Regions from separate parts of the Homo sapiens genome. Here regions 1, 2, 3, 5 and 6 are each linked to region 4. The links are chromatin loops, found by intact Hi-C in ENCODE. Cell type or tissue: dorsolateral prefrontal cortex. All regions are shown on one strand. Region 1 overlaps CSTL1 (cystatin like 1). Region 2 overlaps LOC101929707 (a long non-coding RNA gene). Region 3 has its middle 12 kb from the start of THBD. Region 4 overlaps LOC124904963 (a long non-coding RNA gene). Region 5 has its middle 87 kb from the start of LINC03125. Region 6 has its middle 98 kb from the start of LINC03125.

What was found. Hi-C counts contacts between places; a loop is a spot of excess contacts. Peaks named below come from ENCODE experiments on the same cell type or tissue, not always from the same donor. Only the 100,000 strongest peaks of a DNase experiment are listed, where the experiment ranks them.
Region 1: a loop joins it to region 4, with 5 times the contacts of the local background. A loop is called at or near these places in 11 of 110 quality-filtered maps.
Region 2: a loop joins it to region 4, with 3.0 times the contacts of the local background. A loop is called at or near these places in 4 of 110 quality-filtered maps.
Region 3: a loop joins it to region 4, with 3 times the contacts of the local background. A loop is called at or near these places in 26 of 110 quality-filtered maps.
Region 5: it touches region 4 in a loop (9-fold over the local background); 74 of 110 quality-filtered maps call a loop at or near these places.
Region 6: it touches region 4 in a loop (6-fold over the local background); 74 of 110 quality-filtered maps call a loop at or near these places.

The regions. Positions count from the first base shown.
Region 1 is chr20:23,444,415-23,448,414 of GRCh38, forward strand. CSTL1 (cystatin like 1) reads left to right here. Exons shown (of 4, transcript NM_138283.1): 4 at 357-516. The coding sequence ends at 464. Among named protein-coding and RNA genes, the nearest start is that of CST11, 6.5 kb to the right of the region's middle. RefSeq lists silencers at 2,299-2,358, 2,379-2,478. In dorsolateral prefrontal cortex, a CTCF peak has its summit at 2,389 (motif pointing left); DNase peaks (open chromatin) are centred at 2,167 and 2,387; H3K27ac peaks cover 358 bases.
Region 2 is chr20:23,017,591-23,021,590 of GRCh38, forward strand. All of the region lies in intron 1 of LOC101929707 (a long non-coding RNA gene), which reads right to left. Among named protein-coding and RNA genes, the nearest start is that of SSTR4, 16 kb to the right of the region's middle. In dorsolateral prefrontal cortex, no CTCF peak of the experiment used is centred here; DNase peaks (open chromatin) are centred at 1,581 and 2,011; H3K4me3 peaks cover 495 bases; H3K27ac peaks cover 518 bases.
Region 3 is chr20:23,059,975-23,063,974 of GRCh38, forward strand. No RefSeq gene overlaps it. Among named protein-coding and RNA genes, the nearest start is that of THBD, 12 kb to the left of the region's middle. RefSeq lists a silencer at 2,258-2,552. In dorsolateral prefrontal cortex, a CTCF peak has its summit at 2,323; a DNase peak (open chromatin) is centred at 1,869; H3K27ac peaks cover 1,202 bases.
Region 4 is chr20:22,689,907-22,693,906 of GRCh38, forward strand. LOC124904963 (a long non-coding RNA gene) reads left to right here. Exons shown (of 2, transcript XR_007067729.1): 2 at 1,558-1,804. Among named protein-coding and RNA genes, the nearest start is that of LINC01747, 6.6 kb to the left of the region's middle. RefSeq lists a silencer at 1,899-1,998. In dorsolateral prefrontal cortex, CTCF peaks have their summits at 1,904 (motif pointing right) and 2,105; a DNase peak (open chromatin) is centred at 1,945; H3K4me3 peaks cover 464 bases; H3K27ac peaks cover 561 bases; H3K27me3 peaks cover 464 bases.
Region 5 is chr20:23,233,292-23,237,291 of GRCh38, forward strand. No RefSeq gene overlaps it. Among named protein-coding and RNA genes, the nearest start is that of LINC03125, 87 kb to the left of the region's middle. RefSeq lists a silencer at 2,141-2,435. In dorsolateral prefrontal cortex, a CTCF peak has its summit at 2,329 (motif pointing left); a DNase peak (open chromatin) is centred at 2,290; H3K27ac peaks cover 46 bases.
Region 6 is chr20:23,243,692-23,247,691 of GRCh38, forward strand. No RefSeq gene overlaps it. Among named protein-coding and RNA genes, the nearest start is that of LINC03125, 98 kb to the left of the region's middle. RefSeq lists a silencer at 2,021-2,315. In dorsolateral prefrontal cortex, a CTCF peak has its summit at 2,144 (motif pointing left); DNase peaks (open chromatin) are centred at 2,170 and 3,520.

The DNA of each region.
Region 1 (4,000 bases), 750 kb after region 4:
ACCCCTTGAAAGCTGGCAGATACAAGGGGCTCCCCCATGCCTGGGGAGGTGCAGGAGGAGGTAACGATGCTATTGCTCCTTGCTGGCCTGCCTGGCCCACATGACAGGGTCCGGCCAGGCCATAGACTCCAGGTTCACCTGCTGTGGGTCCCAAGTGGCTGGGTAGGGGGAAGACAGGGTGACATTCCTGTTCCAGACTGGCACTCCTTTCTGTTTCTACCCTTGACTGTGGGCAGCTCCCCTCTCTGCCCATGGGGTTCATGAGCAGCCACAGGGAGAGACCTGGGGAACAGGTGCCTGTTGCTTGCCTTTGAAAAATACTTCCCCCAAAGTCTGTTTTCTTTCTTCTTCTACAGAGTTTAATTTGCGAGTCTTTGATATACACCATGCCCTGGATAAACTATTTCCAGCTCTGGAACAATTCCTGTCTGGAGGCCGAGCATGTGGGCAGAAACCTCAGATGAGGGCTCATATGATTGAGTTGTGCACTGGCTGTTATTAAACTGTAAAGGATCATGTCTCCCTCATTGGGGTCTTATTACACATGCACACACACACATGCACACACAGAGTGTACACGTACACACACTTGCACATACTTACCTTCACAACCCACACACACAATGCTCATACTCACGACACCCTCACACTCTCACCACTCACATACATGCACATTCACTTTAACAGCCTCACACACTCATCCACCCGCCCACCCACTCACTCCTACATGTCAAGCACATGCACACTCACTCGCACACACATTCAGTGGTCTTCAGGGGTTGGTGCAATCTTTTCTTTCTTTTCCTTTCTTTCTTTCTTTTTTTTTTTTTTTTTTGAGACACAGTCTTGCTCTGTTGCCCAGGCTGGAGAGAAGTGGCGCAATCACTGAAGCCTCCGCTAAAGTGGAGCTCACTGAAGCCTTGACTTCCCCGGGCTCAAGTGATTCTTTCACCTTAGCCTCCCAAGTAGCTGAGATTACAGGTGCACACCGCTTTGTCCAGCTAATTTTTTAAAACACTTTTTTTGTGGAGACAATATCTCCCTTTCTTGCCTAGGCTGGTCATGGACTCCTGGGCTCAAGTAATCCTCCTGCCTCAGTCTCCCAAAGTGTTGGGATTATAGGCGTGAGCTACCGCACCCACCCAGCTGATGCAATTAGAACAGAATGTTCATAATCATTGGGGAAACCTCATCATTCTTTCTACGCCACCCCACATCTCTATGGCTTTTCTGAATTTAGCATGTCCCTGAGCTCTGACCCTAGTGTGGGGAGCCCTATTTCTTCCCAGCACACACACAACACTGTGACTCACACACATTTTTGTGAGTGTGTCTGAGATTCCCAATACCAAATTCACATTGAGTGACTCACTAGAGGACTCACAGGACTTAGCCTAGAGTCATTCTCATGGCTGTGATATGACAGCAATGGGACACAGGGCAAAACCAGCAAAGGCAAAAGGTGCATGGCGCTAGGTCAGGAGAAAACCAGCCAGGAGCTTCCAGAGTTCTCTCTCGGTGCCGTCACACAGAGCACGCTCAATTCCCCCAGAAGTGAGCTGTGGCAGTATGTGTCACAAGGAAGCTCCTTAAGACCCAGCAGCCAGGGTTTTTACCGGGGACTGGTCATGAAGGTAGTCTCTGCCTGGCACGTGCCAAAATTCCAGACTCCCAGAGGATAGCAGGGGTTCAATGTCAACCTCACTGCTGTACAGAGAATGTAAACACACTGAGGCCCTCTTCTCATGCAGGAAAAGTTTTCTATCAGTGTAGGGAACTGTTGACCCTCCAAGTTCTCAAACTCCATCCAAGGCCAGCCTTGCAAGCAGCCTTTCTTTCTTTTTTTTTTTTCTTTTTTTTGAGACGAAGTCTCGCTCTGTCGCCAGGCTGGAGTGCCGTGGCACGATCTTGGCTCACTGCAGTCTCCGCCTCCCAGGTTCAACCAATTCTTCTGCCTCAGCCTCCCTAGTAGCTGGGACTACAGGCGTGCACTGCCACGCCCAGCTAATTTTTTTGTATTTTTAGTAGAGACAGGGTTTCACCATGTTGGCCAGGATAGTCTTGATCTCCTGACCTGGTGATCCACCCGCCTCCGCCTCCCAAAGTGCTGGGATGACAAGCGTGAGCCACTGCGCCCAGCCTGCAAGCAGCCTTTCTAAGGACAGCAGTTCAGGCGGGCCGTGCGAACTCATTTCTGCACACTGAGTCATTGAGCCTCCCATGTTCTGATGGCTGCTTAAATAAGACCTGTGTTTTCTCCTCTTCTCTGGCTGACAGTCGATTAGAGAAGGTGCATGTTAGACCAGAAATGGTCTAATAGCCACAGACAATGGCTGACAGTGTGCCTATTGTACCACTTGACCATTCAGCCTCTTCCCAGGCACCAGCGCCACCAGCTGGTCATAATGGCAACTTGAGGGAGTATTGCTAAAGGGGAAGAATAAACATAGAGCAAGAACCTCAAACTTGACAGCAAGGCCTGAGGGAGAAGAGAGGATGGAGGAAGAGAGTTAAAGGAGGTGGAATTCCTGCGCAAAAAACCCCACAAAAACAACCTCCCCACAAACGTCACAAAAACAAAAAGGCCAGAAAGCACCCAGTCCTGCAAATCTAAGCTAATTGAGGGCTGACTGGGTGACCAGCACTGGCCTGCTGCCCACATTATCCTATTTGATCATCATGACCACCCTACGAAATGGCAACTTTTTCTCCACTTTATAGATGAAGAGCCTCCAAAGGCAGCCTCTGTCCAGATTCTAACATCCTAACTTAACACAGCTTGTTGGTTGCATTTTTAGAAATGGAGTCATACAATATATATTCTTTTGTTTCTGGCTTCTTGAATTCAATACATCCGTGTGGTCGTGTGTAGTTATAGTTCACTTTCTTTATTGTATAGAATTGCTTTGTGTAAATATACCACAATTTATCTATTGTACTGATAATGTACTTTTGGGTCGTTTTCAGCTTCTAAGAACAATAGCTATTAACAAGCGTGAGTGTGCCTGTCTAATGCTGGACACATTACATGTACTTCTTTTCTTTTCTTTTTCTTTTTTTTTTTTTTTTGTGAGACAGAGTTCCACTCTTGTTGCCCAGGCCGCAGTGCAGTGGCACGATCTTGGCTCTGCCTCCCAGGTTCAAGTGATTCTCCTGCCTCAGCCTCCCAAGTAGCTGGGATTACAGGTGCCTGCCACCATGCCCAGCTAAATGTTTTTGTATTTTTAGTAGAGATGGGGTTTCACCATGTTGGCCAGGCTGGTCTCAAACACCTGACCTCAGGCGATCCACCCGCCTCGGCCTCCCAAAGTGCTGGGATTACAGGCATGAGCCACCGTGCCTGGCCACATACATGTGTTTCTATTGGATATATGCCTAAGAGTTAGTTGGTAATAGGATGTGCTTATGTTTAGCCTTTAGCTATTTTTTGCTCAAGACTTTTAAACATTGTTTGTTTTTTACCTAATTTGTTTTTCTAATGTTACTTACTTATCGATTTAAATCTTGTTCAACCTCTAAGTTCTTACTTTTTGAACATCTTTTATTTATATGGTCTAATTGTACTATTTCTATCTTTTTTTTGCTTTCCAACTTTAGAGTCATCTCTTATTATTATTATTGTTATTATTATTTTATTTCAATGGGTTTTTGGGAACAGGTGCTGTTTGGTTACATAGATAACATCTTCTGTGGTGATTTCTGAGATTTTGGCACACCTCTCACCTGAGCAGTGCACACTCTACCCAATGTGTATTTCTATCTCTTTAAACACAATTTCATATTGACACTCTATTCTTTTTATAATGTTTTACCAAACTTTATGGCATTACTTTGAATTTTTTAAAGTGAACTCTCCCACCCCACCCGCTCACCTTGCTTTCATAACTAGCAAACAGGAATGGTGGGCCTGAGCCAGCATTGAGACAGGAGTGGGCACCCAGGCCCTGGCTGAGTACAGGGAGGCAGCACAGCAGAGCTCTCCGGCGATGGAGCAGTGCTG
Region 2 (4,000 bases), 330 kb after region 4:
TTTTGAACAAGCTATCAAAAGAAGCTGTGCTCTGGAATGCAAAGTGAAGAGAGGTGCTGAGACATGGGGTGGGGGGAGGTGCTCAGAAGGCTCTGAAGGGAACACAACCCCCCTCCATCCTTCGCTCAGAAGGGAACACAGCTGCAGCTCCCCTCTTTTAGTTCTAACTGGAGAGCAAGGCAGAGACCCTTCACAGATGCTGAGAGGGCTGGGAGGGCTAGCCAGGCCACCTGTGACCTTTTTAGACTTGCAGAAAGCAGGAACAGAGAATATTCTTCAGAGTGCTTGGAGGAAGAATGCAAACCTCCTTAACTGATAAGTGTTGAAGAAACCTGGATACTAGAGACCCCTGTGCTTCCCTGGCCAGAACGAGCCTCTTCCAGCACCAGAGGGGAAACGAGTAGTACCTGCCACAAACCCAGAGCCCAGGGAGTAGGCCAGACAGGGAGCCAGAGAAGAAGCTGACTGTACTGGTGCTCATGACAAGCTTAGGTTAATTTCCCAAGACACAATAGAGAGGAGGACATGCCTGCATTATATGTGGGCAGGATCAGGATGAGAAACCGGCGACACTGCAGAGAGAAGGGGTCAACTCCCTGTCCATCCCTACTCACTCCAAAAAGATTCCTAGGCCTTGGTCAGGAAATGATTTGACTTTTCTGGAAAACTCATGCAATCTGACTCTTCTAAGAGACTGCATGAACCCTGGGTTGTCTGAGTTTGAAGCCCACTCCACTGTCTATCAGCTGTGCTGCCTTGGAAAAATCACTTCACCTCTTAGGACCTCTATTGTGTCATCTGTAAAATGTGGATCATAATAGTCCCTACCTTGCAGGGGAAGGGAGAAGTTGGAGGATCAAATCAGTTAATATGTGTAACACTCTCAGAACACTGCCTGAAATATAAGATGCACTAAATATGTGCTAGCTTCTATTATTATTTGTACTTAATACTATCACTGCTGCTATTAATATGCCTGCTACTGCTATTACTACTACTGTTGTTGTTATTATTACTACTACTATTACTACTGCACCTGTTGCTATTATAATTATTACTGTCACTACTGCTGCTGTTGCTATAATTATCACTACTCCTATTACTATTGCTGGTATTGCTATTACTACTACTACTACTACAATTATTATTCATGAGGAGAAGCTGAGTGGCTGCAAATGCTTTCTTAAGCTCTGCATCAATTCAAAATAGACACAGACTCAAAAAACACAGTGGTACAGTTGTCAGATTTAGCAAATACAAACACAGAATGCCCAGTTAAATTTGAATTTTATATAAGTAGTGGTTTTTTAGCTTATGCAATAAACTAAAAATAAGTAAGCTCCAAACTATCGTCTCATACAATATTTGGGACTTATTTATCCTAGAACATGATTGATTGTTTACCTGAAATTTAAATTTAACCAAGTATCCTGTAGTTTGACAACCCTACTTGGGAAGTGGGTGGTGACTTGTTCCTTGAACACCATTGGCCTTGTGTTCTCGACACACACAGACACACACACACACACACGCTGGCAGGAGGCTTCGCTCTGGACTCATCTTTATAAGGGCAGCGTTCCGGGCTGGGTTTCTAGAATCAGAACGTGGGCCAGCATTCGTGTTCATTGGACGGTAAGGGAAGAGGGTGGGGATGGGGAACAGAGCTGAGCCAGGATGAGCCCCACTGCATGACGACAGCATGAATGACCCCCAGAGTGGGTCTCTCCAGGAGACAGGAGAAAAGGACCCGCTGTGGGTCCATGTCACTCATTGCAGGGAGCAGGGGAGTCTTTCTGGGAAGGTGGCTCTCCTTGGTCTGAAGGATCATGATACCTGCAAGCTGGCTCCCCCATCTACCCTAGTAACATCCAAAGGCACCCCCAGAGCTGCAAGGAGTTCAAGAGCCAGGCACCACGCCATGAGTGCCACTCAGTGGCTGTCAGTGCAAATGCCCAGCAAGACCTTCTGGGACAGGATGCAGCAGCTGCAGCCTGGAACCTGCTTTCTCCTGTGAACAGAGGCAGCCTGAGTGGAGGAAATAGCCCTGCGCTGCAAAGACTCGTTGGCAGTGACAGTCGGTGCCAGGGGCTGGCTGCAGACAGTCGTTCCATGCAGGGATTTGGCTGAGGCAATGCTGACTCGGGTAAAAGGGCTTTATGCTGTTCAAGGGCTCTTGACAAATCGCCTGTATCTTTTTAGAATTCTGCAATTCATAAGCGCAGGTTATTTTGACAAAACTTAGTGTCTTGGTTGTCAGATTCAAGAGAAAAAGCACAAAATTAAGGCTTATCGAAATATGCAGAAAAACACGTTGCCCAAGGCCTGAACATGGCCAGTCATGAGATGCCTGTGACAGATGAGAAAGCACCTGTCATTTCATGTTGAATTTTTGAGGAAGGCTTATTTCAATGAATTACATTTTTTTAAAAAAAAAGATTGCTATATCTTGCAGTAAAAAACACTAGACTTTACCTGCGGTAAAACACTAGACTCTAAAGCTTCTCCTTCCCACCTGCACGGTGGCAGTCAGATAATCAGATGCTCAGAGACAGGTTCCCACAGTCCCACAGCCCACATCTACTCAATCCACAGCCCTCATGGCACCCTCCTACCCAGGAGCACCTGGAGAATGTCCTGATGCTGTATGGGGCTGAGGGAAGTACCTGCGGAAACACAGCACATTTCCCCAGAAGGCTGCAGAGGTCTCTGCTACTCCGTGGAATCCTAGAACCCCAGCTCTGCGAAAGGGAACGAGGCCTATGAACTACTCACAGGAGCTAATTAGACATGCAGGAATTTACTTAATTAAATAGTTACGTATTGAACAGATGGGCTGTTGTCAGAGGTATTCGAACCAGAGCGACTCCATCTTGAATAGGGGCTGGGTAAAATAAGGCTGAGACCTACTGGGCTGCATTCTCAGAAGGTTAAGGGGTCATGGGGTGAGATAGGAGGTTGACACGTGAAACAGGTCACAAAGGCTTTGCTGATAAAACAGCATGCAGTAAAGAAGCCAGCCAAATCCCACCAAAACCAAGATGGTGACGAAAATGACCTTTGATTGTCCTCACTGCTCATTACATGCTAATTATAATGCGTTGGCATGCTAAAAGACACTCCCACCAGCGCCATGAGAGTTTACAGATGCCATGCAATGTCTGAAAGTTACCCCATATGGTCTAAAAAGGGGAGGAATCCTCAGTTCTGGGATTGCCCAACCTTTTCCCAGGAAACCCATGAATAATCCACCCCTTGTTTAGCATATAATTGAGAAATAACCATAAAAACAGCCAACCAGAAGCCCTCAGGGCTGTTCTGCTTATGGAGTAGGCATTCTTTATTCCTTTACTCTCCTAATAAACTTGCTTTTACTTTACGCTATTGATTTGCCTTGAATTCTTTCTTGAGTGAGATCCAAGAACCCTCTCTTAGGATCTGGATCAGGACCTCCTTCCAGTAACACTATGGGCCAAGCAGGGTTTTAGACAGCAAGTCTGTCGTAACAAAAAGATCTCGGAAAATAGAGTGTGGTTTGTAGCTATCGTTACTGACAGTCTTCTCTTGAACACGGTCACAGAGTTCTGGAAACTTAACACAAACAGATATTTTTAAGAAACTGTGTTATTTCTAACAGTTGTGTTATTTCTAATAACTCGCAAATAAGTCATAAACATATCTCAAAAGAAAAGTATACATGGGAGAAGTCAAATGTGGACTGGGAGGGCCTCCATTGTGGCCCTTTAAAACACAGACAAGGTGTTGTAGCACAGCAGTAAGCTTTTCTGGAGGCATTTCCTTCAGGCTCACCACCCATTGTTTGGAAGGAAAAGTGAGCACATTTACCACCCCTGGCAGAGATCTAAGGTCCTGATTTCAGCCCACAGCACTTCAAGCTAATCAAGAGACTCTGGTATATTGCACTGTTTATACATCCAAAGCCACACCTGTTATAGTGAAGCCCTCTGTATTATCTTAGTAACTTGTATTTGCAGAGGAGGAA
Region 3 (4,000 bases), 370 kb after region 4:
TCCAGTAAACAAACTGTGCTGGTAGGCCACTGAGCATGTGGACAGCCCATCCCAAGGGAAGAATCAGGGGAGAAAGGATGCAAGACCCCAGAAGTATGCCAACACATAAAACCCCAAGTGAAAAAGTCAAACCACGCACTTGTATTTCAAGTTGGCCACTTGGCCCTCTTCCAAGTGTACTTTCCTTCCTTCTTCCCTGCTCTAAAGCTTTGTAATAAACTTTCAATCCCGCTCGAAAGCTTGCTAGTCTCTCCTTCTGCCTCTCAGCTGAATTCTTTCTTCTGAGGAGGCAAGAATGGAGGTTGCTGCAGACCCATATGGATTTGCTGCTGGTAACATCATTATCTCTGAGTTGAAGCAGCATGATTTTTACTTTCTTCTCTTTCTTATATTTTCTACATGCATTTATTTTATAAGTTAAAGGCTCCACTCCTTCATTAAAAAAAGGTAAAATTATTTTTTGATAATTGAAAATTAGTCAGTTCAAAGTAATGTGGCTGGTAATACACATCGCATTTTTGCAGTCTCTTGCAAAACAGAAGCTATTCTGACTCCCTTGTAGCTCACTAATTTTCAAGAATTTAATAAAAATCTGCTGCCTGAAAGAGCCGCTCCTGTCATCTTGAGAAGGCTGGGGTCTTTGCACCCCCTGAGTTCAGTGATTGCTTCCCCAAAAACACATTTCACAAGAGGATAGACTTTATCACATGGGTTCAGCCGGGCTGTGTCATAGAGACCCATCCCAACTCACCCCATGTTATTACCAGTGAACTACTGAGATGCTAAATCTTTGGCTTCTTGGTTTGAGTTGTGGAAGGACAGATAAACAAAAGTGCCTGCTAAGACCCAGATATCTGGAGGAATTCTGTGGATGCCCTAGAGCAAGGTTGACGTGCCGTGTCTGTCAAGGGCAAGAGAGTAAACATTTCAGCTGCAGGCCTTTCAGCCTCTGTCATAACCACTGAACTCTGCCTTTGTTGTGTGAAAGCAGCAAGCCTGGTGGAGCCCCACAAAATCGGTTATCTACTGCCAGTAGCAAACCTCCCCAAAACTTAGTGATGAGAGCAATGAATATTGAAACCCTGGTTATCTGACCAAGTCAGTATTGGACAAATTTGCACAGAGATCTTTTGGTGATTTGCAGAAGCTGGTGCAGGCAGACTTCTTATTTTCATCAATATCTAGCTCCATCAGGACTGAAAACTGCAGACTAGCTACTCTAGACTTCTGGTGGCTGAGAACAAGCCTGCAGGATGGCTTGACAGCTCTGGGTAAACTGTCTGAGAACATCTTCAGCTTGGGCAGAACAGCCTTCCAGGAATGAAGATGTCACAGAGAGCAGGGTGCTGGAGAGGGCTTTACTCTGAAGTAGGGGCGGCCAATATTTGATCCCATCATTCAGAAATCCCTCTTCTACCCACAGGCCTGGCAGTGACTGAGGCTCCATCTAGCTCTGGGAGAAGAGGAAGGGAGTGGCTTCCCACTGGGGGTGCCTCAGACCTCGCTTACCTCCACCCATAGCTGGTCCACCCACCATGGGTGCTCAAAAGTAGAAGGAAGGATGGGGAAACATTCAGTCCACGTCCAAATCATCGAGAAGACTTTTCAGATTGGGAATAATTCCGAAGCCAGATCCCAGCAAGGCACTGCCAAAAAATGGCTCTCTGGGGTTTATTTTCCTTTGGAAAGGACTTTTGGGACATACGGCAAGAGGGAGCTTTCTGGGTCCCTTAAAGGGCCCTGCAGGAAAGAAGGGCAGTGGGACGCATTGTCTGTTCTCCATAGACAATAGGGCAGACTGCTTCCTCCTTGGGACTGGTAGTTACGTTTATGTTTCTGACAACCAGCTGGCCACTGAAGAAGCGTGGAGCCAACAGCTGCAAGGGATAATTTTGGCAGCATCACCCACGGTGCAAATTTAAAACTCCAGCTGGTTCTACTGCAAGCAGAATAAACACAAACAGCTGATAATAAGTAAATTCAGAACTTGAAATATGCCAGAGACACTTTATAGCCCTCTGTTTTCTCCTAGTGTGCACTCTTTGTGCTCTCATCCTGTGGTCTTGAGCGTGAACATCATTTTCATATTTTATCTTGCTATCTAAAAGTTTTATTTATTTGGGAAATAAGTAGGCTCTGAATCTGGGGGGAAAATAGTTGTCAAGAACCAAATATTTGGCTTCCTGTTTCCCAGAAAGTGTTTGCTGCTGTTTCCATTTCTGGCCCAACATTTTTCCAGAGTTGAAAATGTCATTTAAATGAGTCAGTCCCCGGGGCTCAGAAGCAATGATAAAGATGTGGACATGGCCCCAGAACGTTGGAGCACTGCTGCCTCTGGTGGACTGAAGGGCAGCTGGCATTAAAAACAGGATGTTCCTGCTGTGATACAGGCAGAGGAAGAAGAAGGGTATGCAAACCAAGGCAGTCCCCTGCAGCCTTGCCCCTCAGTGTGTGGTCCCAGACCAGCAGCATCACTGCACCTGGTAGCTTGTTAGAAATGCACAACCTCTGACCCCACCCCGACCTCCTGCATCAGAATCTGCCTGTTGACAAGGTCTTGGGGAAAAGGGTATTGGGGAATTTGCTGCACACACACTCCGCTGGGCAACCCAACGGCCTCAATGAGACCAGCCTGCACAGGATTCTACCTGCCTTCCCCTACCTTCCACCACAGTTTCAATGATCCTCTTAGGAGTATGAAAAAGGAGTGGCCAAGATTGTCAGCATCAGCTTTTATCTTCTCTCTGTGAACACATATATCACTTACCAACTTGTCAGAAAGGCAGATTCCTGGGCCCTAATTCAAACTTCCTGAATCAGAAACTCTGGGGATTGGGCCCAGCCCTGTGGGTTTTAGCAAGCTCTCCAGGGCATTCTGATGCACAGGTTTGAGAAACAACTGGCTCATTGTATGTGAGGCATGAATGAAGTGGCCTCCCAGGCTCTGCTCACATCCTCACTACCCTCATCTCTTCCTCCTGGGCTTTCCACCTTGGGTCCTGGCTCTACCAACTCTTCCTTGGATCCTGAATCTACAGTTTCTACCTGCATGGGCACAAGTATCACAAACCTTATCCTGATGGGATAGTGGAACTCCACCTTCAAGCCAAGATAAATGTAATTTGTAAAATTTTTGCACAGACAGGAGGTGCAGAGGACATTGTTATCATGAAGCTGAAAGTCATGCAATAGGATGGAAAGGAGGAAGACTGAAGGAATCCAAGATGCTAAAAGTATTAAGAATTCATAGCCCAACCTCATACTGTTGGGCTATGAGTATGTCAACCTCATACTGTTTTCTGCAAAGAAACAGAGATAATAAGTGCTTTAGGTTTTGCAGGCCACTTGGTCTGTGCTGCTGTAACAGGAGACCAGCCGCAGACCATATATAAACGAATGGATGTGGCTGTGGTCCAATAAAACTTTGTTTACAGACTTTGAAATTTTCATAATTTTACATGCCATGAAATATTTTTCTTCTTTTGATTTTTTTCTGACCATTAAAAAAATGCAAAAAAGCCATTTTTAGCTCACGCACCATACAGAAACAGGCAGTGGGCCAGAGTGGGCCTGCAGGCCATAGTTTTCCAAACCCTGCCCTACAAACATTAATAAAGAAAAAAACTTAGAAGATGCAGGACTTGCTTATGAAAACTTCCTCTACTTCAAAAAAGATATATATAGAGAAGAAAAAAACCCAACCACTAAGAAGCATTGTATTCAAATGCAAGAGACAATGGTGGGAAAAGCCCTCTTTGTCTTGTTTCTGTCCATTGTGGATGTTTCTTGTCACTGTTGTGGAATTATGGTGAGTGAAAGAGAGGGCGTTAAGAAGGAAGAGAAGAGAAAGGAAAAGCAAAATACAGTGAGTATTTAGGAAGTTGTAGAAGGCAAAGTAAGGACTGAAATGACCACAAGCTTCATATTACAAGGAGAGAGAAAAATGTGGTTCTGTTCTTTCAGTTAAAGAGAAAAACGCTTCCACCTTACTCCCCAATAG
Region 4 (4,000 bases):
AAACCTCAGAAATTAGCTGCAGCTGCTCTTAAGATTAAATCTGGAGAAGCCAAGATAGAACTTGGAGTTGAGTCTCGCAGTGGCAACCGGGTCTAAGGAAGGGTCACCTGGCTAGAGCTGGAGTTGACACCCAGCCGGTCCAGGAGGGGCCGCTCCCACCAGGGACTCCAATCAGAGGTGAAGGGTCAGGGTGAGGAGAGAAATGCTCTCACTTCCCTCTTCCTCTCACCTCCATCTCTTGACATCACTTCCCGTTGGATGAACCTAAATGGAAGCCAGTAGGCAAGAGAGCCTGGAAAACAGCGTTTGCAGGGGGCGGTTGTGAAATGGATCTAAAGGCAAACAACACGTGATGGACACATGTTTCGTAACCACTGATAGAGAAAAAGGCAATAGAAAAACATTGATATTAACTTAGTAGCACTTTGGATAATTAAAGCTAAAACAAAATCAGAAGCCAGAAGAGCTGTATATACTTACAAACAACAGTGCAAATGTGTGTGCAGCACCTGTTGGGAGGCCCTGGCATTAATTCTAGGTCCCTCCATCCTTCTCTAGGGGTGAGCAGCCAACAGGGTGGTGCTTTCTCTACTAGAAGAGTCAACAGCCACAACCCCTCACCCCAACAGCTTCAAATGACATGCCGAGAACAGCACGTAGAATCCCCTTATGTTTACATGGTGTTGGTGCCCTTTGAAAATCTGATTAGCTCTTTTAATTACCATGGACCCTTTCAGCACTTAGCTGGTAAATAGCTAACTCTAATTAATAACTCTCTGTATGCTTGGGAAATATCACTTATTTTACTGTCTGTCCTTCTGGTGCCAGTGGCTGCCAGAGCTCAGCACCTGGGAGTGACCCCACTTCACTGTCCCCTGACCTTCCACTGTTGCTCTGCCTCATTCCCCTAGACCCTGAAGCTTCTCCACCTGAGGGGAACGGGATCAACTGTGCAAACTGCCCAGAAAGCAGGCATGCCAGGGAGCACTTCCTGGACTGTCTGTAGTGAGCTCTGTGGACAATGGGTGTGTTTTTCTCTTTAGGGCTATAGATAAACCACCTGACGGCCAAGCTGTCTGAGCGCTATGTGGTTCCACCATACGGAAGCATCTGAAGAGCTGGCGAAAAAGCTGCCAGCACCCTAGGGGGTAGAGTTCGCGTCTCTGACTGCTGTCCCATCCCTGCTCCCAGAGAAGTGCCTGGCATGTAGCAGGGCTGCAGTGTGTCTTTGTGGATGGAACAAGCCCTGATATTTGGGCCAAGCAACCAAATGCCAGGCTGGTGGTCCCACATAAGTGTGGTGGAGTGGGTCTGCCTAGCCACCCACCAGCTGTTAAGGAGGAAGCGGTGGTGCCTGTGGTCCATAGAGCCTGAAGCCTTAGTTGGTGGTTGATCTGCTTTCTGGGAGGATCAGAAATTCCCAAACTTTAATCAAGTAGCGTTCCAGATGAGTCCAGCGACTCTGCACAAAAAAACTGGAAGCCCTCGAAGGAGACCTAAGTTCAGATCAGGGCTCACACGTTTTCTGGCTACTGGATGTGTTTTTCTATTGCACAGATTTGCAGGCGCTTTAAATGAGAATGTGTGCCCCGGCACTTACTAAGCACATCAGCGAAAGCTTCACAGCGCACCATCAGCCAGGCCTGCTGCTGCTAGACCCTCTGCCAGACACTGAGAAGGAAGACGTTTGTGCCCTAGGTCAAAGGCAAACCCTGGGTCCTAGGGAATGTCATTGAGGTTTGCTTAAGTAAAATGTTTTCATTTAGGTTATCTATGCCAATAAAATGATGCAAAATTCATAAAAGCAGGTGGAAGCAAAATCGTGTCTGAATGTAGGACCCTCTTCTAGTTCCCTTTTGAAGCAGCCGCTTAGGCCGTCTGCAATTAAGCCGATTTGACAGTAGAGGGCAGCAGAGGGTGCCGTTTCAGGGTTCATTCGGCCGCACAGGCACAAGCTCCCTACCGGCTCGGCCTCAGCCGGAGGCCCTGGCAGAGCTAACAATGGCCGGCTCCGCCAAGGCGCGAGCAATGAGCTGGATAAAGTCTCAAGCGACCCCCAGCTCAGGCCTGATGGAGAAGCTGGTTATGTGCACAGCCTCTAACTCTGACCAACAGCAGGTTAGGTCAGAGGCAGGACTAAGGGGAGACACATTCCCGGTGTTTCTTTTCCTTGTCGGCATGTCCAGGGTGTGGGGCAGCTGCCGGATAACCCCAATTGGGGTTATCGTGGTGTTCAGGCTTCCCTGTCCCTCCTGCAAGCAGCGAGCAGTACCTTGAGCCTGCAGGGAACATATGAAGATGAAGAACCTCATCTTCTAACTCCTCCAGCTCCCAGAAAGCTTGCCTGGAAGCTTCCTCCTTGGGCATCCTCTCCCGGTGGGGATGGCTGGGCATGGCCAGACAGCCCTTCTTCCTTCCTCTCTCCATCAGTGCTGAGATGAGCACGGTGAAAATATCCAACAATGGGGAAGAGAAAAGATGGAGGCAAAATGCAAGCACTTGGAGAGGAAAGAGGGCCTGGGAAAAAAAAGTGAATCACATTTTGAGCCATTTTCCTTGTTTTTTGTTTCTAAAGATGCTGTTGCCCTAGCTCTGAGTATCAAGGTTAGTAAGTGATCCACGCAAAGACAGTGGGACTCTGGTTCCTTGTAGAAACCACCGATGAACCCAAGCTATTTTATTTTTTTAAATTTTATTATAAGTTCCGGGATACATGTGCAGGATGTGCAGGTTTGTTACGTAGGTAAACGTGCCATGGTTGTTTACTGCACCTATCAACCCATCACCTAGGTATTTAGCACTGCATTCATTAGCTAGTTATCCTGATGCTGTCTCTACCCCTGCCCCACGACAGGCCCCAGTGTGTGTTGTTCCCCTCCCTGTGTTCATGTGTTCTCATTGTTCAGCTCCCATTTATTATTATTATTTATTTTTTTGCAAAGTGAAAGCAAGGTTATTAAGAAACTAGGCCAGGCACAGTGGCTTACGCCTGTAACCCCAGCACTTTGGGAGGCTGAGGGGGGTGGATCACGAGGTCAGGAGTTTAAGAGCAGCCTGGCTAACATGGAAACAAAACCCCGTCTCTACTAAAAGTACAAAAAAAAAAAAAAAAAAGAAAAGAAAAAAAAATTAGCTGGGCGTGGTGGCAGTCGCCTGTAATTCCAGCTACTCGGGAGGCTGAGGCAGAGCATTGTTTGACCCCAGGAGGCGAGGTTGCAGTGAGCCTAGATCATGCCACTGCACTCCAGCCTGGGTGACAGAGTGAGACTCAAAAAAAAAAAAAAAATGTAAAGGAATAAAGGAATGGCTACTCCGTAAACAGAGCAACCCCTAGAGCTACTGGTTGCCTATTTTTATGGTTATTTCTTGATTATCTGCTAAACAAGGGGTGGATTATTTATGCCTCCCCTTTTTAGACCATATAGGGTAACTTCCTGACATTGCCATGGCATATGTAAACTGTCATGGCGCTGGTTGGAGTGTAGCAGTGAGGATGGCCAGAGGTCACTCTCGTCGCCATCTTGGTTTTGGTGGGTTTTGGCTGGCTAATTTTTTTTCTTTTTTCTTTTTTTTTTTTAATAAGCAAGGTCTTTATGATCTGTATTTTGTGCCGACCTCCTGTCTAATCCTGTGACTTAGAATTCCTTAACCGTCTGGGAATGCAGCCCTGTAGGTTTCAGCTTCATATTACCCAGCTCCTGTTTAAGATGAAGTTGCTCTGGTTCACATGCCTCTAACATTCCCTTTTATAAGAGAGCCCTTAATCCTAAGGGTTGCAGAGGGACAAAGATCCATCTTCTGTAACTTCTTCAGGCTGAATAGGGGCAATGATATTGTCTAACTATGAGGGTCTCTTGCATTCAGGGTAGAGAGGCAGCTCCCACTTATGGGTGAGAACATGCAGTGTGTGGTTTTCTGTTCTTGTGTTAGTTTGCTGAGGATGATGGCTTCTAGCTCCATCCACATCCCTGCAAAGGACATGACCTCTTTCCTCTTTATG
Region 5 (4,000 bases), 540 kb after region 4:
ATAAAGGAGTCCTTTTGCAAGGAGTTGTCATGCGTGTGCCAAGCCAAGGGCGAGAGACTAAGGCTCAGCTTGGGGGAAGGTGCGGATGGAAAACTTGGGCCTCTACTGTTCATCACATAAAAAAGGAGAGAAAAATGCACCAAGGATAGAGGGACAGAGACAAAAAAGGAGAGAAAAATGCACCAAGGATCGAGGAACAGAGAGGCTGGCGTAAAGGGAGCCAGAGTGTGCGAGGAGAGGTGAGGGGTGAGGAGGGGAGGCCAGGCTCATCAGGAAGTGCTGTGAGGCTCCTTTAAGGACAAGCCCCTGCATCCGGCCCAACTTCATAAAGGACAAGCTCTGAGTGGGGCAATCATGAGTTTCATAAGGGCATGGAAAAAGTTTCATTTGTCTTTGAGTCTTCTTCCTCCATCCAGCACATAATACATAGATGCTTGTTAACCAAGAGATTCACCAGTAAATGAATGTCTCTTATATATTTTTTTAAAGCAGGTATCCTGAAAAACATTTTCCTCAAAATATCTGCTAAAGCATTACTTATTGGTGCCTCTAAGCACATACCCTTCTCATCTGTGTTAGCACCACCCTTTTCTCTTTCTTGTCTTAAGGCTTCCACAAGGCTATCAGTCAGTTTTTACTGCCTAACAAGCCACCACATTTCCTATTGCCCCTGTAACAAACTACCACAAATTTAATGACTTAAAATGCCACACATTTGGCCAGGTGCGGTGGCTCATGCCTGTAATCCCAGCACTTTGGGAGGCCGAGGCAGTTGGATCACCTGAAGTCAGGAGTTCGAGACCAGCCTGGTCAACATGGTAAAACCCCATCTCTACTAAAAATACAAAAAATTATCTGGGCGTGGTGGCATACACCTGTAATCCCAGCTACTTGGGAGGCCGAGGCAGGAGAATCAGTCAAACCTGAACCCAGGAGGCGGAGGTTGCAGTGAGCAGAGATTGCACCATTGCACTCCAGCCTGGGCGACAAGAGAGAAACTCCATCTCAAAAAAAAAAAAAAAAAAGCTACACATTTATTCTCTTACAGTTCTGTGAGCCAGAAGTCCAAAGTGAGTCTTCCTGGGCTAAAATTGAAGCATCTGCAGGGCTGGCTTCTTCTAGGGGCTGCAGGGAGAATCTGATCTTTGCCTTATCAGCTGCTAGAGGCCTCTGGCATTCGTGGGCTGCATCATTCCAGTCTCTGTCTGTTGCCATAACTTGTCTTCTGTCTGACCTCCACATGTCCCTCTAACAAGGCCTTTGTGATTGCATTGGGCCAACCTGGATAGTCTGGGATGCTCTCTCCCCATTTCAAGACCCTTAACTTCATCACATTCACAAAGGCCCTTTTCCTATGGAAGGTGACATATTCACAGATTCTGGGGATTAGGAAGTGGACATCTTTCTCTGTAGAGGGGGGTGAGGTCTGTTATTTGGCATTTTGTTCAAGGTTAAGCACCAAAACCATGCATCCCTCTCACAATTTGGGCATTTTTCAATCCGAGCTTGGCTGACTCATGCATAGGCAGCAGCTGTTGGGCCAGCTGAGGGCTGGCTGGTTGAGGATGGCCTCAGCTCAGACAGCTCATCTCTGCTTTTGTGGCCTCTCACCCTCCAGCAGGCTAGGAGGGGCTTGTTTACATGGAAGCTGGACATGGTTCCAAGAAACGAGGCAAAAGCACTCAAGGCATATTGAGGTGCAGTCTCAGAATTGACCCAGAACCCCTTCTACCTCATTCCACTGGCTGAAACAAGTCATGAGGTCAGCTCAGGTTCTAGTGGGGAGTAAGTCAGTGGAGCTGCCAAGTCATATTGCAAAGGTCAAGATATAGAGAGTGGTGAAAGATTGCAGCCAGTTCTGCCATATGCTATGGTAAACACCTAGCTGCTGCAAAATCTTTCATTCCTTGCATATTATCAAGTACCTGCCAGGGCACAGCTTACAAACAAGAAAACAGCTCCAGGAACCCAAACTACCAAAGACTCTAAGAAGCAGCCCCTTGTCCTGTCTGTAAGAACTCTGCTCCTGACCATCACACACTGGGTTCATTTTCAACCTACTGCTCTGTACACAGCAGGGACCTCTGTGTGCTGCTCCCTATTCCTCTCTTCCTAAATAAACCTACCCCTCCATCAAGGTCAAAGCTATTCCAACAACTTGAAGCCTTGCCACTATTTCCCACAAGGGCGTCAGTCTCCCTCCCCATTCTACAGCCCACAGCTTCCATGTTAGCTTCCATGCAAACCCAAGGCTTCATTTGCCCGGCCCTGGGCCAGCACAGCACTGCTGAATCTGTGCGCTCCGTCTCCAACAGCGACACCGTGTGGCAGGAAGAAGGAATGGTAGTAATGGAGTAGGTGCAGGTTTTTCCCCACTTAGGTGTGAAGACTGACCCTCTTCTGTTTATAAGCCCTATGGTGGCTCAAGGAAGGGATGTTGTCCTTCCTGCCTTTAAGGCATTAAGACGCATAAGGACAATAAAATTTTAGTGGCTGAAAAATAAACAGCAGGATTGCGTTTACGCTCCACTTGGAGCAGGCCATCCTGGTTATACACACACCTTATAGTTGCTTTCTCCAAAACACATCTGGTTTTGGTTAACTTTTTACTTCAATATAATTTTAAGCTTAAAAAAATTGCAAAAAATAGTACAAGGATCTCTGTTTTGCCATTTTCCCAGATTCACCAATTAATTACCTATTTCTCCATTTGCAATGAAAGCAAGAGAGAAAAAGACAGACTTTTCCTTGGCTATTTGAGAGTTAAGTTGGAGAAATATTCCCTAATTTACTGATGATTACTTCAGTATGATTTCTAAAAATACAGACAATTTCTTATACACATACCTATAGTATTATTACCAAAATCAGAACATTTTACATTGATGCAATACTGTTATCTAATCCACAGTATCCATTTAAATTTTATCAGTTGTCCCTACAGTGTACTTTATAGTAATATTTTTTCAGTCCGCATACCTTTTTAAATCCTTAACGACTACATGCATACATTCAGTTGACAGAATATTGTGAGAAACTGATGAACAAGTTTAATCTTTCTACACTTTTTACCTAGCAGTGCAGGTAAGCCTAGACTCGATTGAGTAATACATAGTCCATTGAAAGAGGTATGGCCTTCCAGTGACAGTGTCAATTAATTGACCTGCAATAAGTCCAGGAGAGAAAGGTGGAACTGTCCTTTTAGGGCCAAACATTTCTGCAAGCCTGAAGTCCCTTCCTGAGTGTCTCCTAGGCAAAAGAGCAGGATTCCAGGTAAACTTCCAAAAGACACTGTTTCAGAAAAACACATCTGGCCATGTCAACTACAGAGTACAGAGAGACACAAGGACATGCCAGACCAAGAACATCGGCCTTATATGCCATAGCTGAGCTTTGTTTTGATGCAAAAATAAGTTTCTGGCACTTTTATGCCACTGTCAGGAGGAAGCTGACAGAGGTAGAAGTGAGGGAGGTGGCTAGGCTGCATTTCCAGGATGCCTGGGGTTGGGACAGCGTGTTTCCCTCTCGGGTCTAGGAAAAAACATGTTTTCTCCAGATTTGCCACCTACAGAAAATCTTATTATTTGCCTTATGAATATGAAGTCATTGTTCAAAGAGTTAAAAATAAAATAAGTGGGGAAGGCTATATTTGGCTAGGAATGGTGCTAATACCGGGTTATATAACCTCTCCCATGACACTCCATGCATGGAGCATCTCCACCAAGGGTTATGTGTGGAAAGTGCACAGAATGAATTTTACAGATTCCATGGAAAACACTGTCAGGCCCCAGTGTCCTTGTTGTCAAGACAACATCTTATTTTCATCTTTCTTCTTGCAAGTTCTCTAGCAAAGACATTATAATTAAAATCCCAACATAAGAAGCAACCGTATGTAAAATTCAGAGCACAGACTGTGACAAGCAGGGAATTGAGTGTGGAGTCCTGTGGTCAAACTTTAATAGACTTAGGACAAAATTGTATTGTCTGTGGGCCTAAGCTT
Region 6 (4,000 bases), 550 kb after region 4:
ATGTATACATATGTAACTAACCTGCACAATGTGCACATGTACCCTAAAACTTAAAGTATAATAAAAAAAAAATGCAAAACTGGAAGAGCCAATCCTTTAAGATGAGTCCCATGTGGGTAACTGGCCCTATATTTAAAATATAGCTGAGTGGCTATTTGCTGATTAGAGGTCACACAGGTAACTCACACAAGCACTCTGAAAACCAGCACCTTTTTAGCTTTGGGACTCTCAGAGCTTACCTGAACCAACCAATCAGAGCTCACCTACCTTTGCAATCAAAGTTTGGCTGACCAATCACGGCTCACCTGTATCCAATCAGAACTCAGCTGCATTGACCAATCAGAACTAAGCAAGTTTGACTCCTTTATGTGCATCAACCGACCCGATTGGGATCTTGTGTGGGACCTTTGCTACAAAACCCAAACCCTCTCTTTAGCCCCGGGAAGATAACTTTCTTTTACACCAAAGGCTGTGTCTCCCCAGTTTGCAAACTGTTCACTGGGATGAAGTCTCTTTCCTCCCAATTTTGTTTTTCAGGGAACTTTTGCTCACAAAACGAATCACAGCTGGCCCACAGCAGAGCTGCAGGCGGGGCAGAGAACCCACAGCAGAGGGCTCTGTCACCGCAGAACCAGGCAGATCTGTGTGAGCAGCAAGCATAAACTCAGGGCAGCAGGCTCTGTCTTGAGGGCTAGAAGGAACGACGGAGCCACGGCGATGGTCTTTCTCCGAGATGCATTTCCAGGAAGTTGGAATTCTGATCTTACTGAGACTTTATTTTGCTGAGCTTGGCATTGACTACTTGGACACTGAGTCACTGTTTACTGCTTTCGAAAATAAGACAAGCTCATGGGCTTGCTGGGGATGAAGCAAGAAACGTGTGGCCCCATCAGGACTGGCGCCCAGAGCCCGGGTCACCCTGTGCACAGAACTGACACCTTAAGGAGACAGAGTGGCGCCGGCGCCCTGGGCCACCTGGAGGGCCCGAGAGCGGGAGAGGGTTCAGGGAGGGTGTCTGTGATGGGAGGAGCAGGCCCAGGACGGAGGAGGACAGAGTCGGGGGTCTCAGGGCAGTGTGTGCCTTCTGCCAGTCGCTAGGGCGGACTCGAGGTTGCCCTCCGCGCCTTCCTCGCTGTCACCTCCCACAGCCAAGGCAGCTGCCAAGGTCACTCCTAAATACATCCCAAGTCCACCCCATGCCGCTCCCCTCAGCCGTGGTCCCAGTCCAGACCACGATTCCGCCCAGACCCTGCATGACCCCTCCCATCTCAGGCTCCACTTGGGGACCAGAGGGATCTTAAAATATGGATGGGACAGTGACGCCTCTCCTTAAAAGCTCAGGAAAGATGAAAATGTCCTCATCCTCTCTCAAGGCATTTGCAGTTCCCCTACCCCGGGCGCTGCCCCACCCCTCACGGACTCCTCTCCATCCCCGGGTCCCCACCTGGCCACCTCCCTCAGGAAAGCTCCTGGCCCTACTCACCATCAGTCTCTTTAGGACCTCTCCACTCACCCTCTGGCGTTCACCTCTCCCTCTTGCCCGTTAGAGTGAGGCCTTGATGAGGCACCTGCCTTATTCCTCCTGCCCGTCCTGATGGCTCCTGCCCACCTCCACAGCAGAGCCTGCTTCTCCGTGCCTGGAAGCTTTCCCCAGAAGAGCAGGTCTGCATGTACACGCAGGTGCACACAAGCAACAGGCCGGGAGCACCCCTCACCCAGAGACTCTGCCAGTGTGTGTGCAGACCTGAGCTCCCTTGCCCCAGGAGGAACAGTGCTGGTGTGTGTGTGTGTGTGTGTCTCTGTGTGTGTATCTGTGTGTCTGTGTGTGTGTATCTGTGTCTGTGTGTCTGTGTATGTGTGTCTGTGTCTCTGTGTGTCTCTGTGTATGTGTCTGTGTCTGTGTGTGTGTCAGTATCTGTGTGTCTATTTGTGTCTGTGTCTCTCTGTGTATCTGCATGTGTGTCTGTGTCTGTGTGTGTGCCTGTATCTGTGTGTCTATTTGTGTCTGTGTCTCTTTGTGTGTGTATCTGCGTGTGTGTCTCTGTGTGTGTGTCTGTGTATGTGTGTCTGTGTGTGCACTCACACTGGTTCTCCAGGGTTCCTCCCAGGACTGAGCTGAAGTTGTCCACAGCGGCCCCTGCTGGAGCACACACCTTGATTCTCTGCCTCTGCTCCCCAGGCTCACTTCCCCATTCTCTTCTGGCTGCTTCCTGGCATTGCCTCTCAGATAAGCCACTTCGCGCTGATGGGAACTCAGATGCTGGGAGTACACATGCACCTTGGTGTCGAGCTCAGCGGCTGGCACAGAGGGAGGGAGAGAAGGAGGTGGACTACCAAGTTATTGTCTAAACATCAGCCTCTGGTCACCGCTCGTGTGAGGCAGTGAGCATCCCTTCTTGCCCCCTGGGCTCTCAGCGGTCAGCCTTGGGTCCTGGGGAGACTTGGCCAAGTCCCGGTTCCCTGGGGCTATCTCTCTCCTGCCCTGCGCTTTTGAGTGTCCCCTCCCCACATCCCCTCTTTCATCCTGACCCACTACTCTGGTTGTAAATAAAATAAGCAGACTACAACAGCTTACTATCACACTGTTCAGCCATGGACTGCCTTGTTCAGCCATGAACTGCCTTGTCTTGAAGGAATCCTAGTATTACTACTTGAATCCTAATCGCTCTTAAATTTGAAAAATTAAGGCTAATGGAATTTGTACAACAGTTGTATCAAGAGGAAAGTCTATGATAATTACTATAAAAACAGCCCAGCTCCATCAGCTTTGCATGGGTGATCGCTCCAGCGGTGTGCCCATCCTCAGCTATAGTCCCTTTCTACAGATTAGGAGGCAGAGGCCTAGTGAGGCTAGGGCACTTGCCCGGATCCCTTGCAAATGTTTGGCCCATGTCCCTAACCACCATGCTCTTATGTCTCCTGTTTTCTGGGTCACTTCTCACTATGAATTGGGGGATGTAAATATTTGCATAAATTGGATATAAATATCTGAAAGGTTTCAAAGGGAAGGAAAGTGTGTGCCTAGCGTCTCCACTGCTTATGCACAGAAGAGACGATGGGATGCTAGAGGAGCATGCTGAGTCTCTCTGTAGAACAAAATTATCAACCCGTTATCCAGAGCAGCTGAAGGAAAGGGCGGGACTCACCCAGTGACTGAGCAACCAGTGTGAGTGGAGTTGGAAGGGCAACCCCACCCCCGTGGTTACTTGAGGCAAGGACCGACCCTTCATCAAGATTACAGAAATGACCCCATCCTTTAACTCATTATTCACTGCTCATACACTAAACAGGTTGCTTTCTTTGGCTCTCCCCCACCCCGACCCTCGCTCTCTGCCTTTCTTTCCAAAACCTCCACTTTTAGGAAACTTTGGCTGCTGTTTGCAAAATTAGTTCCCAGGTCAAGACATTACATTTGGTCTGGAATTTTCGGGCTCCACCTTTTGGCAAAGGACCACGGAAGTGGCCTTTGGTCCACCCAGCCCTGTGTTTTTCAGCGGGATGTGCTGATGCCGCAGCTGCACTCCGGGGCTGACAGTAGCTGAATGTTCATCAGCAACGCTTAGCACAGTTGGCCACACCTCCAGGGCCCAGGCACAACTTTAATTCAGCCACAGTATCTTCTAATTTTCCCTAATGCTCATGAGAAAAATGTGCTCTCTATAGTTTTTATCCCTAAAGGTTTTCTTTTCTTAGCTGCTGAAGCCACCGAGATTTTCACAGATGGCCAGCACTTCTCACAGCAGTGGTGCCCAGTGACCCGTTTAATAGGGGTATCAGTTCCTGTTCCGGCTCAGACACTTAGAATGTGGTTCTGGTTTCCAGTAATTTTTGATCCTGGAAACAAAAGCGGATGTATTATCCTAGCACCAATATTTCTAATGCAGCCTGTCCACGTAAAAGCCCCGGAGGGCTCAAGCTCTCGAGATGTTTTCTGGAGCCATAACACTGGTCATATTTTAAGTTCAAAACCCCAAAAAGAATATTGATGCTTCAATGGTGG